Regions from separate parts of the Homo sapiens genome. Here all the other regions are linked to region 1. A link is a contact called in ENCODE Hi-C or POLR2A ChIA-PET data. All regions are on one chromosome and are shown on one strand. The core of a region is the stretch at or near the end of the contact, and the rest is flanking DNA. Distances in the headings are between cores, read along the strand shown. Region 1 has its middle 79 kb from the start of LINC02325. Region 2 has its middle 66 kb from the start of LINC02291. Region 3 has its middle 84 kb from the start of LINC02291.

Region 1 (3,919 bases), core at 859-3,358:
GTTATCTCATCAACAACCCCAGGTACCAGGGATGTGAATGAAGATGCTACCAGATGATTCCAGACCTGGGCCTTTGAGTCACCACTGCTGCTTGAGTCTCCCTGGCTGAGGCCTCAGAGATCCTGTGCCATGGGAGATTGGCCTAGCTGGTCTCCTTTTCCAAATTCTTAACCAACAGAATGTGTGAACATCATAAAATGGTGGCTGTAAACTGCTAAGTTTAAAGGTCCAATGGGCTGAAAGTGTCCCCCTCAAAATTCATGTATTGAAATTCCAACCCCCAAGGTGTTGGTATTTGAAAGTGGGGCCTTTAGGAAATGATTAGGTCAAGAGCATGGAGCCGCATGAATGAGATCAGTGCCCTGAATAAAGGGACCCTGGAGAGCTCTGTAGCCCTCTTTCCCACATGTGAGACTATAATGAGAAGACGGCAGTCCGCACACCAAAGGAGAGCCCTCACTAGAACTGGCCCATGCTGGCACCTTGATCTTGAATTTCCAGCCTCCACAACTATGAGAAATAAATATCTGTTTTTTATAAGCCACCAGTCCATAGTGTTTTGTCATAGCAGTGCAATCTGACTAATGTGAGGGATGACTTGTACACACCGATAGTAACTGGAACATCGGCAGCAGAGGTTGGGCAGAGGTGTGTCTCTGGCTCTCCTGGGTGAGTCAGCACAGAGTTGCTCACTGCCGCCTCTTGAAAAGGTCACCTCCTCCTACTCTATTCAGCTGAATCTCAAGGCCAAGGTGAGAGAAACACAGTCACATTCCACGAGTGCAAAATAAAGGGCATTGACTCAAAGCAAGCAGTGCCCTGGAGGGCAGCTAAGTATGGTGCAGAGTGGTGATTTCGGTCTCAGAGAGACCTACAGATCTGTATCCAAGTCGCGCCTACATGTGTCTAGTTTCCCTGGCTGTGTGACCTTGGGTATGCAACTCAACTTCTCTGAACTGCAGTTTCCTCATCTGTACAGTGAGGGGGTAATTACTGTCATGACACAATCTAATGCAGGTCTGGGGTCTGGTCTTGTATGTAATTGTCTCTCAATAAATGGTGGCTATTCCCATTCTCAATATTTTTCAGCGTGGCCCATTATACATACACCCTAAACATCTGATGTTGAACATTGCACAGTGGATGTGAGATTCTGTTTCATCCTCACCTGGATGGGAGAAAACCACATTTGAGCCAGGAAGAGGAGAGACCTGCAAGCTCATGTATCAATTTAGTATCTCCCCTGGGGGGACCAAGAGGCTTAATGTTTGTAAAGTACTTTGAGATCCTGAAAGCAAAGACTTTATACAAATGTGAGATAATCATGATAATTAAACCACTGTTATTGAATACAGCGAGGCCTTATTGTTCCCTCATCCTGCAGTGAGCAAACTCCTGGCGGACTCTGTAGCACACTGAAGAGATAATTTGCTAAATCATATACCACTGCCCTGAAAGCCTCACCCACCTACAGCCAGGGACAGGCTCATACCCAACAATACCACTAATAGCAGACCCCTCTTGGTACAGGACTTTATAGTTTACAAAGCAGCTTCAGATAGCTTCTCCCACTCAGTGTCTGCAGGACAAGGAAGGATGGAAATAGGGAAAATTATACCCGCTTGATAGATGGGGAACTTGGAGAACAGATTTGTCTAAGGTCCCACAGCAAGGAAGGTTAGAGAATCTAAAATCTGGAAAACACGTTCCACATTTAGACCAATGCTCCATTTTGCAAATGAGAACACCGAGATTCAAAGAGGTGAAACAACTTGCCCCGGGGCCACGCGAGCCTGCAGGGCACCTTTGTGCAAACTGAAAAAACACACACTCCTGGGCTGACACACACAGTCCAGGTTTTGGCCAAAGGGTGTATTTCAGCCCCACTTGCCTAGCCTGGGGCCCCGTTTGTGATTCAGGAATACTGCTGTGTTTGAACATACAGGTTTTATTCTTATTTATATACGCGGTCAGCAGATCAGGAGATGATTGTTGTTGAAAGGTAGCTTGCTATACTCACAGACCGCAAGAGGAAGGGAGGTACCACACCATGGTTGGGGGGCCCAAGAGGAAGCCAGGGGCTGGTCAGGAGGCGGAAGGAGGGGTGGGAGAGAACACAGGCAAGAATCTTTACTGTGGTGTTCTCTGGAAGAATGGCAGGGTAGGCTAGACAGGTTTAGAAGTGGCTTGTTTGAATAAAGTGGGCTGTGGGGCATGGAGGCTACCCTTAGTTATTTAGTACCCACCCAGATGATTAGGGCAGGAGAACAGTGACCAGGAGTGTAAGCGCTGAATAAAGGAGGTGGTTGGGAGTGTGAGCTCCGATTGGTTGGTTTGCACATGAAAAGCCTGCTCCACGGGTAACTTACTTGCTATCTCTAGGACTTAACTAACCCTAGGAGGGGCAGTCTCTCCAGAGTCAGTAAGTATCCGAGATAGCAAAATATGAAAAACACAGAATAAAAAAACATTATTAGTATAGGCTGAAAAGGACTTTCACAGACCCGGGTAACCAACGCAACCATTTCAGATGAGAAATCTGAAGTTTGATAAGTGAAGTAACCAGGCCTTCACTGTCAATTGGTGGTAACCACAGTGATTTCAGAAAGAATGCTGACCATGCCCTGTGCTTACAGTCCTTCCTATTTTCATGGTTTGAACAACAGTCTCCAAGCACCTTAATTTAGGGACCATGGTCCTCAACCATTCCTAATCTCAAAGTTTATGCTCTGGGAGTTCAGAGGAGTGGCTAAGACATTTCTCTCACAGCTTGCTGTTTCATACCTTTGCTCACTCTCTTTCTGCCTAAAATTCCTTTCTACACCTTCCTGCCACAAGACCTTCTCTGTATCTTTTAAGACTCAGCTCAGAGCTGACTCGTTCTCAGAAGCTTTGGCTGAAGTCCCCCGGGGTGGACTTAGTGTCTTGACCTTCAGCTCCCAGGCACCTGTGCTCAGCTTGCCCATAGCCTCACTAAGGCAGTGACATTTTTTTGATGAGTTCCTGTCCTCCAGGAGACAGCCAGCTGCTTGAAAGCAGGGACCACAATCCACTCATCAGTCCATCCTCAGCACCCAGCATAATGGGTAGCCCATAGGAGCACTCAAGCATTAAACAAAAACACCACCTAGCAGAAAGTACTCCTATCCAGTGCTCCTTGCATTACACCACACTGCCGTGGCTTCTCTCTTCCTAGATATCCTCCATGAAGTCACTCCTCGATTCCCCTAAGAGCAGAAAGGATTATACCTTGAGCAACACTTTTCATAAAACATCTAGTTTAGACTTGTGCGATAGCTGTAATTGCCTTTGCTTGATTTTATTTTGTATTTTGTTCCTTTGTCAGAGTCAGCTGGATTTTCCAAGGGAGAAAAGATCTGCATTTCCAAACCATCAGCTCTAAATCGCACTCCCTTAACCTCCTTTATACCTGCATATGTACAACTAGGACTTGTTTGTCTGGGTGCATTTCTTTTCCTGCTGATTTAGAATCTACAAATAGATATCTTCTTCTAAAATATACCTTTCCCCAAAGCCAACTTACTGAATCAAACTCATTATCTTAAGACACCTCTATGGCCAAAGGTTATGCTTTTTGGAGCTATATTAATCTCTTTGTCTAAACAACACAGGCTTAATTGGTTTAGATCAGAGTTGTACTGTTTTGAGTAAAAGGGTGTGATTAATGTGCGCTAAAGGTGGTTGGACAGGCACAGACTAATTCAGTAGCACGCACAAGCCTCTTATCATCAGAGCTGACAGGGCTTGGGGAAACCTGCCCCCGGGAACAAGTTTCCTCTCAAGAAAAACAAGACCTGATTGGTCCCCCCAGACCAATCAGGGCACCACAGACATTTTCCCCAGCCTCTCTGCCCAGTGGAGAGGCCCAGCGAGTGCTTGGCGGGATGGAAAGAAGTTT
Region 2 (3,919 bases), core at 711-3,210, 240 kb before region 1:
TTGTCCACTTACTACATTAAGGGTAAATTTATCATTTTCTCCCATTGTTGATCAAATTTTGGATTTCATTCTGAAGAAAGACTTCACAACTGTGCTAAGAATACTTCACCAAGAATGCATGATGGATCTCATTAGTTCTCATGCTTTGATTTTCTTGAACTTCCATGGGAGTCCCTGATTGGGGTCCAAAGAGGACTCATGATAGCTTTCTAATCTGGGTGGAAAATAGGATTGGGGTAACAAGAAAGAAGAAAGATGATGAAGTCTCTGGGGCAAGCTTTACATGGAATCAGGATTTTAAGTCAATGTAACCCTAAAATATTTTTTTCAGTTTATTTATCCTCTTATTTTTCAAGATTGGGAAGCAATTTCAAGGACAAGGGACTTGCCCAAAATGATGAGGCTGGTCAGTGGCAGCTGGGGTTGTCCATTTATTCATGCATTTGCTTGAACTCAGAGGTCCCCAGATGACACTCCCTCACTGGGTGTCATGCTGTCTTCCAATGGGCCACTGTCATGTCCTTTAAAATGCTGGTACCTTGTCATTCCTTCTTCATAGAATGACCTTTCTTTTGTTTTTTTTGTTTTTTTTTTTTTTTTTTTACATGCTTTATTCTCTTTGGTCATTGCTAAAATGTCACCTCTACAGAGACATCTTCACTGACCATATTTTCTGTAGTAGATCTTCTCCTCACTTTCTCTCCCTGTGTTACATTTCTCTACATCACCTTTCAACTTGTCTGTTACTTGTTGCTTTAAACTTGTTTGTTACTCATTGTCTCCATCTCATATTGGCATGTAAGCTCCACTGCAGGCAGGATCTTTATATAAAGCAGGGATTCAATTAATATTTGACCAATGAAGGTTGGAGGTTTGGATGGGTGGATAGATGGCTTCATGTTGTGGAGTCACAAGAATTGCAAGAGCCAATTCGACTTATGAAAGGCCCTTAAAAATACAGTCTTTTATTTAGTTTTGTTTGATTTACTTTTGTTTCCCCATAAAAATTCTGCAAATCAGAAACTTAAAAAAAATTATCTGTGTCTAGGAGGGTAGCTTGAGGTCTCCAGCCATGTATCTTGCCAAGTGTCTCCAAGATGCTGCCCCTTCCAGGCCTTGAGGATTTGCTCTGGCCTCTGTGTATGGGCAGGGGAATATGACTTCGCTCGTAATAGCAAGGGCTAGTGAATGTGATCTGGAGCCAGGAATAAAATTCGTAGTAAGACTCTGGAACAAGAATAGTGAGCATGAGGTGAGAGGAATGCTCCTCAAAAAGCCTGTGGTGTGGCAGGTTTTGCAGAAAGAGAGAATGAAAGACAACAGGGGATGGCTAGCCAATGAGATGGCACAGGCTTCATCTCTTCTCTGTTTTGGCTAAAATCCTCATATCTATATACTGACATGTAAATCACCATAAAATGTTGGAGAGTCTTCTTTTGTGGCAAAATAATTGCAGCAGATATCAGAAGACCTATATTCTGATCCCACGTCTGCCTTGAGAAGTCATGCCTACTTTCTGTGCCTCAATTTCCTTATCTGTAAAATGGCCTTATTTCTAAAATCCTTGCCCCATCTGAGTCAGAAGGTTGGGGAGCTGATGAGCTAATTTTCTAATTACTTTGCTTAGTTGTGAAGTCGTACACAAATGAGCAGTCTCACTTATCCATCATAAAATCTTACTAAATGGTGTCTTGCTTTGTTTGGTTCAGAAAGAAATGTTTATCCTGATCGTGCATTCTGAGAGTTCACAGGAATTTTAAATCTAATTTGATTTGTCTGATTTTGACTTTCCCTCGACTTCCTATTTCAAAAGTGAAACTAAAGGAGGATCTATTTCTCTTTGGTTTCAGGTTCTAACAGTGGGGCTTTTTTTTTTTTTTTTTTTTTTTTTTTTTTTTTTTTTTTGCATTCTGATTGCAAGCACTGCCTAACAAAGCCATATTTAAACGCAGGGAAATGTCACTTACATGTTACAAAGCTCACAGAAGCAAGTCTGTCTCTGCTGAATCTTTGAAGATGCTGCTTAATAAAACCGAGAGATCTTTCTGTCCAACAAAACCTCTGTGCATATTTTTGATGAAAGGGGTAAAAAGGGAAAAAAGAGCAAGGTGATCACAACAATGGTTTTTCATTACAGTTAGATACCTCCAAGGTTTAGCGTGGCAAAGCCTATCAGAAAAGATTGGGTATTAATTATGAAGGTACACTTCAATTTATCAGCAAAGGATATCAAACAGGCCAAACGCCACAGTCTCTCATATAATTTATCTCTTCCTTGTAGGGAGGCAGATAGCAACGATTTGCAAATTGCCTCCTCTGCAAAAAGAAGGGAGAAAAACATACACACACAACACACAATTAAAAGCAGATAAGCATCAGGCAATGTGTCACATTTTCAGCAGAAAGCCAAAAGTGGAGGTCTTAATCTCTGGGGTTGGTTTGCTGCAAATGCACTCCCTGATACTTCCCTTGACGTGACTATTTAACTCCTATTAAAATTAATAGGGGTCAGGCCTGATCATCAAGGGAGAAAGGGCCTCCTGGCGCAGATAGGCTTCAAGTAATAAGGATTTGGTGATTACTATATTATTTGTCCGTTCATTTTCAGATTATCTTGTAAGTGTGTGCTCCTTGTGCTCTTTGGTCCAATTATGAAGAATAACATGTCGCATAGAATCTATTTTTATTAAAGCAAACTTCTTTTCTTAAGAAGCATATAATTTGAGAGGGCATATTGGCAGGATCCTAATGCAGAGAGCTCAAAACTTTTTCCCCCAAATAAATACTGTCACTTTTTCTAAACTAGGTGTACTTTTATGAATCAACTGGGACCTCTGACCCAAAGATTGGGACAGCATCAATCCATAGAGAAATCCCACTCAAACATGACTTGGGTAATAGGAGAGTGTAATTTTTCTGAAAAAAAAAAAAAAAAAAGTGATCTGAACTTAGAGTCAAATGATAAGCAAAAATCTAAAATATCAGTGCTTAACAAAATTATCTGGACTCAGTTTACTCTTCTGTTAAATGGGGAGAATAAAAACACAGGCCTCAAGATCATTACAAAGACCATGAAGAGTGATGTGAGCTTGTACAAGGTGCACCAGTCACCTAACACCAGACTCTCATCTCTGCACTGAGGTGATTCAGGAAGAACAAAAGAGTCAACATCTATTTGCAATTTTTCTAAGTACTGCAGACTCCGAATCTTGCCAATTAAAGAAATTAGAACAACAACAATAATAAACATAGTAACATCAGCAGCATAATTTTATACAAGAAAGGACATTTTAAAGGCACAGGGACAAAAGCATTTCTTTGAAACAAAGAAAGTTATTGTCATGAAAATCATGCTGCATCTCTTATTTTTCTCATTTCACTGCAGACTGGTGAAAACAACCTCTCAAACCACCTCTGTTCTACAGGTAGGCATTTAGAAGCCTCTGAAATGGACCATCAGGACAGCCACAGATAAGTTCAGTAGCTCACAGAGAAAGTGATGATTAAGCAAGAAGAAGGCAGTTGAGCTTTTTCTTACTTTCTCATCTGCAGATCAAAATGCCATAATATACATACACCTAAACAAGGGTACTTCTGTCTCAATTTTTTGTCAACCTTTACTCTCCTTTTCCACACATGTCATTGGATCAAGCTTGCTACTTTTACTGCTTGAATCATCCTTCATAAATTTTGGTTTGATTAAAGCTTTTTGGTTTCAAAGTCTATTTTGTCAGATATTGATATTGTATTCCAGCTTTCTTTTGGATTGTACTTTTACAGTCTTTTTCAAAAAACTTTTTATCCTAAACATTTCTGTGTCATTTGTATGTGTCCCCCTTATAAATAGATTACAGATGAGAATTGTTTGCTTGTTTGTTTAATTAACTTTTTATTTTAAGATAATTCTAGATTCACAGGA
Region 3 (3,919 bases), core at 873-3,372, 220 kb before region 1:
CACGACCCCTTACGCAGCATTGGCCAACACAGGGCCCCCGACCTCAACTTTGGCCTCAACACTGTCTCTACACAGAGTGGTGTTCAAGATGAGCAGAGCCCTGCTACCTCCTGTTTCTCAGTGAAACCACACTAAGGGCCCAACTCATTGCTGCAGCAAGACCAGTTTTTCCCCAAGACTCACTGTACTAGGGTGAAAAGCAGAGACTCCCCTTGGACTTACCTTGGCCAACTTTTTCCTTCTGCATGTATGTGAGGTGCTTCTTGAAAACAAGCCAATGACATTCATTCTCCTCACTTCATCACAAGAGGGTGGCACAGCCTAGGAGTTCCAAGTTCTGGGGAGACCCTATAGCTATGGTAGGGAAATGAGTATAGGGACTCTGAGCTGTAGAGGGACCTATGTGCTCAGAATTCTCACTCCTGATGCAGTGTTATTATCCACTGTGCCAATGTCCCATGCTTTGTCCAGTGGCAGCCCCTTCCCAGGAGCAAAGGGAGGAGGCCACTGCAATGATACCAGTGCTCAGACAGAAACTTACACATATTCCAGGTTGGTTATTCTCTGGATGATGAGATAAAAGAAGAGGAATCAGAACTTCTGCACCAAAAGAGGCTCTGGCCAGACTTTAGGGCCAAAATTTTAAAATCTTTTTCTCACTTGCCTCGCCATGTGACCCTGCAAGTCACTTCAGCTCTACAAGCCTCAGTTTCCTAAATCTTAAAAGAGATTCCTAGTGACTACTTTATAGAATTGTTCTTTCGATTTAACTATTTAGATGGAGTGGTTACAACACCTCTCATATCCGTTTAGCTTGTTACCCACCATTGTTAATAGCTCTTGCCACACCCAATGGTATGCGCTTCCCCTAACCCAAGTGAAATTAATGATTGCTGGCCAGAGCTCTGCTATTTCCAATCCAACTGACATTACAAATGCCTCTGGCAGAACATCCTTCTTCCTCTTTCCTGTTGCTAAATCCAGATTATTCCCTTTATGGACCAACATCCATGCCCCCTCTTCCAGGAAGCCTTTTCTGAATACCCCAGCCTGGGCTAAGGGAGGCTACTCTGGAATCCCTTAACAACTCCGTTGCAGCACTTTTTACATTGTGTCCCATCTAGTAGCTAACTTATCTGCTCTTACTTGACTACGACCATTTTACAGACAGGGATTACAGTGTATTAAGTGCTGCATCTTGAGCATCCAGCGCCATGCATGAATGTAGTAGGCACTCTACAAATACTTAGCGAGTTAGTGAATTAATAAACGAATGAGTGAGATGCTAAGATGATGCATTCTTGGAGTGAGAGGAAAAGGGGCCAGCTGAGCAAACTCTCTGAGCTCCAAATCTTGGGCAATTCATTTGGCTACTGCATCTAGATGAGCTTATCTGTAAAGGAGAAAATGATGCTGACCTAATTTGTATTGCCACAGTCCTTTAGAACAACTAGTAATTGATCTGAAAGATTGAAGTCCCTTGCACTGTCCTTTCAGCCCTGTAGTCGGGCAGGTCCCTGTAGGGTGGGACTGGGTGCCACTATCACTACTCTCGGTTGCGGCACAGATGACATCAGCCTCCACTAGTAGAAAGCCAGCACCTTCTGCTCTATCCATACCCCCTCATCATTTTTATCTGTATCTTTAAGTCAACCTTTGGGGAGCTGATTGCAAAGTTGGAAGTAGGTTTCAGGGTCACTAGATATTCATGGCAATGGATACTCATAAAGCAAAAAGAAAGAAATAGTTAGAGACCCTTTTAATCTGCCTCTCACTGACATTTCTTTGCTGAAAAGTTCTGCAGGTATAGGCTAGGGCACTAGAATTTAGGTCAATGACATTCATGCTGCCTCTTAGAAAAAAATCTTTCTGCAGCAAGTGCACGATTTCCTGTTATGACTGCAGATCCCGCCGGCAGCACCAGTGTAGTGACTGTAGAGGCGTCCATCCTGTTTGTTTATAATTCTTAACAATGGGCTTTTGGGGAAGGAGGGCCCGAAGCAGCAAGCTCTGATGAGCTGCACAGAGGATGTGATGCCACCTGAATAATGCATGCCCACTTTGTGTGTGTACCCGACATGGGCCCGAATGCAGGGGAAAGCCAAAGGCTTTGAAGCACCTGCTCTGAGCAGCTCCGATGACAGCCCAAGAGTCCAGATAAGATCTGAGCTCTCCTTCCTCCCCACCACCCCACCCCCTATGCCGCTCCCATTTCCCTTTTGGCATTTAAAATAAGCTCTGAGACTAAGCCACCCCCGAGAGATCCTGTCAGAGATGCCGCTTTTGTGTTGCTCATATTCCTTCCTGGCCCCACCCTAGTGTAGGACCTTCTCATAACTTGTGCAGGGATAGCAGTGGCAGCCTTCCACATGACTGTCTGATCAGTCCCCATCTGGCCCCCTCCAAGCCACTCTCCACAAGGAGGCAGCCAGAAGGATCTTTCTAACAATAAAATGGTCACTTGGGCGGATGCAGCCCCAAAGGCACACGGCTTAGATTTCAGATCATACTCATTCCCCACATGAGAGTGCTACTCTCCTGCCGAATACCCTTCAGGTATTGCCTTCATCATTTGCAAATCATGTTCAAGATTTCTGGCATGGCACAGAAAGCCTTCCGCGATCTGACTCCTACTCCCCCCTCTCATCCTCTTCTCATCCCCTGTCTTTTCAGGTCCACAGTGCTCCAGTTGGCCGAGGCTCTGGTTCCCAAAACAAGATGTCCCTCCTGTCTCACTTGGATCCTCACACCTGTGTATCCTGGCATTTCTTGTCCTTTCTATCTGTCATTCCTAGTAGGAACCTCAACCACATCATAAAACAGTGGTCAACATTCAGTGTCGATCAGTCTATTCAAGGTACATTATATGCATTCCTTGATTTAACCCTCAAAGCAACACTGTGGGGTATGCATAGTTCTTATCTCCATCATGTGGAAGAAGTCACTGAGGCTCAAGGTAATAAAATGACTCCTCCAAGGTCAAACAGCTACAAAGTTGGCAGAGGGCTCAAACTCAAGGTCACTATTAACCACAGTATCACATGGAGACTTACATGACATGGCGTACCATCTATTGCTTACCTATTCTTAGACTGGCCGAACTCCAATTACTCTGAAATGCCATTTTTAAGGTACTAATGTATTCAAAGTCCACCCTCCCTACTTTAAAAGCTGCACTTTCTGCTCCCTTGCCAAAGCTGGAATTTCATCCTCACCATGGATGAAATTCACCTCAACAAAACTTGGACCTCTTTTAAACCTTCATTTCTCCATGAAGTCTTTCAAAATGCCTAAGATCCAAGTGATCTCTCTTACCCACATTGACAGCATATTCATCAACGTTGGAATAATTCCCATCATCAGCTACACATATGTCTGCTTTTTAACTATATTATAAATATACATAAAATTCTTTTTTATAAATGATTGAATTCATACACAAATTCTTCTAAAATATATATAAGGCACAAAAATTAAAAATACAAGAAAACACCTGTGTAACCCAATTTAAGAATTAGAACCTTATGCTCCTCCCTCCCCCATCCTGGCTCCTTCCCTCGTCGTGTTTCCCACACTCTCATTTTCTTTATAGCTTCTCCATTTGTTTGTATTCCTGAAAATTATTGTTTGCAGTGTTGCATGTTTCTAAACCTTATATAAATGGAATCATGCTGAACGAATTCTCTTGACAATGTGCGCTATTTTGCAGTTGTTGTTGCCTGTTTGTTTTGGATTTGGGGCTCCATATTATGTTTCTGAGATTTGCCTGTGTTGTTATATGTACCTGTGCTTCATTTATTTTCATAGCTGAACAATATTCTTTTGTGTGACTATGTCAGAATGTACCTAAATATTCTATTACTCGTGTACATTTGGGCTGTTTCCAGTGTTTTACTACAACAAACTTCTCTGGACTCAT

What was found. Hi-C counts contacts between places; a loop is a spot of excess contacts on that map. ChIA-PET counts read pairs that join two places held with the same protein, here RNA polymerase II (POLR2A). Pooled maps may share reads with other maps.
Region 2: a pooled map shows a loop between it and region 1 (3-fold over the local background). The contact joins two enhancer-like sites. A Hi-C loop is called at or near these places in 4 of 50 pooled maps. POLR2A ChIA-PET finds 5 or more read pairs at or near these places in 2 of 52 experiments (H1 and activated CD4-positive, alpha-beta memory T cell).
Region 3: a pooled map shows a loop between it and region 1 (4-fold over the local background). The contact joins two enhancer-like sites. A Hi-C loop is called at or near these places in 4 of 50 pooled maps. POLR2A ChIA-PET finds 5 or more read pairs at or near these places in 5 of 52 experiments (CD4-positive, alpha-beta memory T cell, CD8-positive, alpha-beta memory T cell, T-cell and 2 more).

What each region holds. Positions count from the first base shown.
Region 1 is chr14:97,377,545-97,381,463 of GRCh38, reverse strand. No RefSeq gene overlaps it. Among named protein-coding and RNA genes, the nearest start is that of LINC02325, 79 kb to the left of the region's middle. RefSeq lists enhancers at 1,997-2,046, 2,137-2,196, 2,029-2,658. Within about 2 kb of position 2,108, at least 3 of the 41 ENCODE cell types and tissues checked have a DNase peak (open chromatin) inside an H3K27ac peak, as active enhancers do.
Region 2 is chr14:97,618,697-97,622,615 of GRCh38, reverse strand. No RefSeq gene overlaps it. Among named protein-coding and RNA genes, the nearest start is that of LINC02291, 66 kb to the left of the region's middle. Within about 2 kb of position 1,960, at least 3 of the 41 ENCODE cell types and tissues checked have a DNase peak (open chromatin) inside an H3K27ac peak, as active enhancers do.
Region 3 is chr14:97,601,039-97,604,957 of GRCh38, reverse strand. No RefSeq gene overlaps it. Among named protein-coding and RNA genes, the nearest start is that of LINC02291, 84 kb to the left of the region's middle. Within about 2 kb of position 2,122, at least 6 of the 41 ENCODE cell types and tissues checked have a DNase peak (open chromatin) inside an H3K27ac peak, as active enhancers do.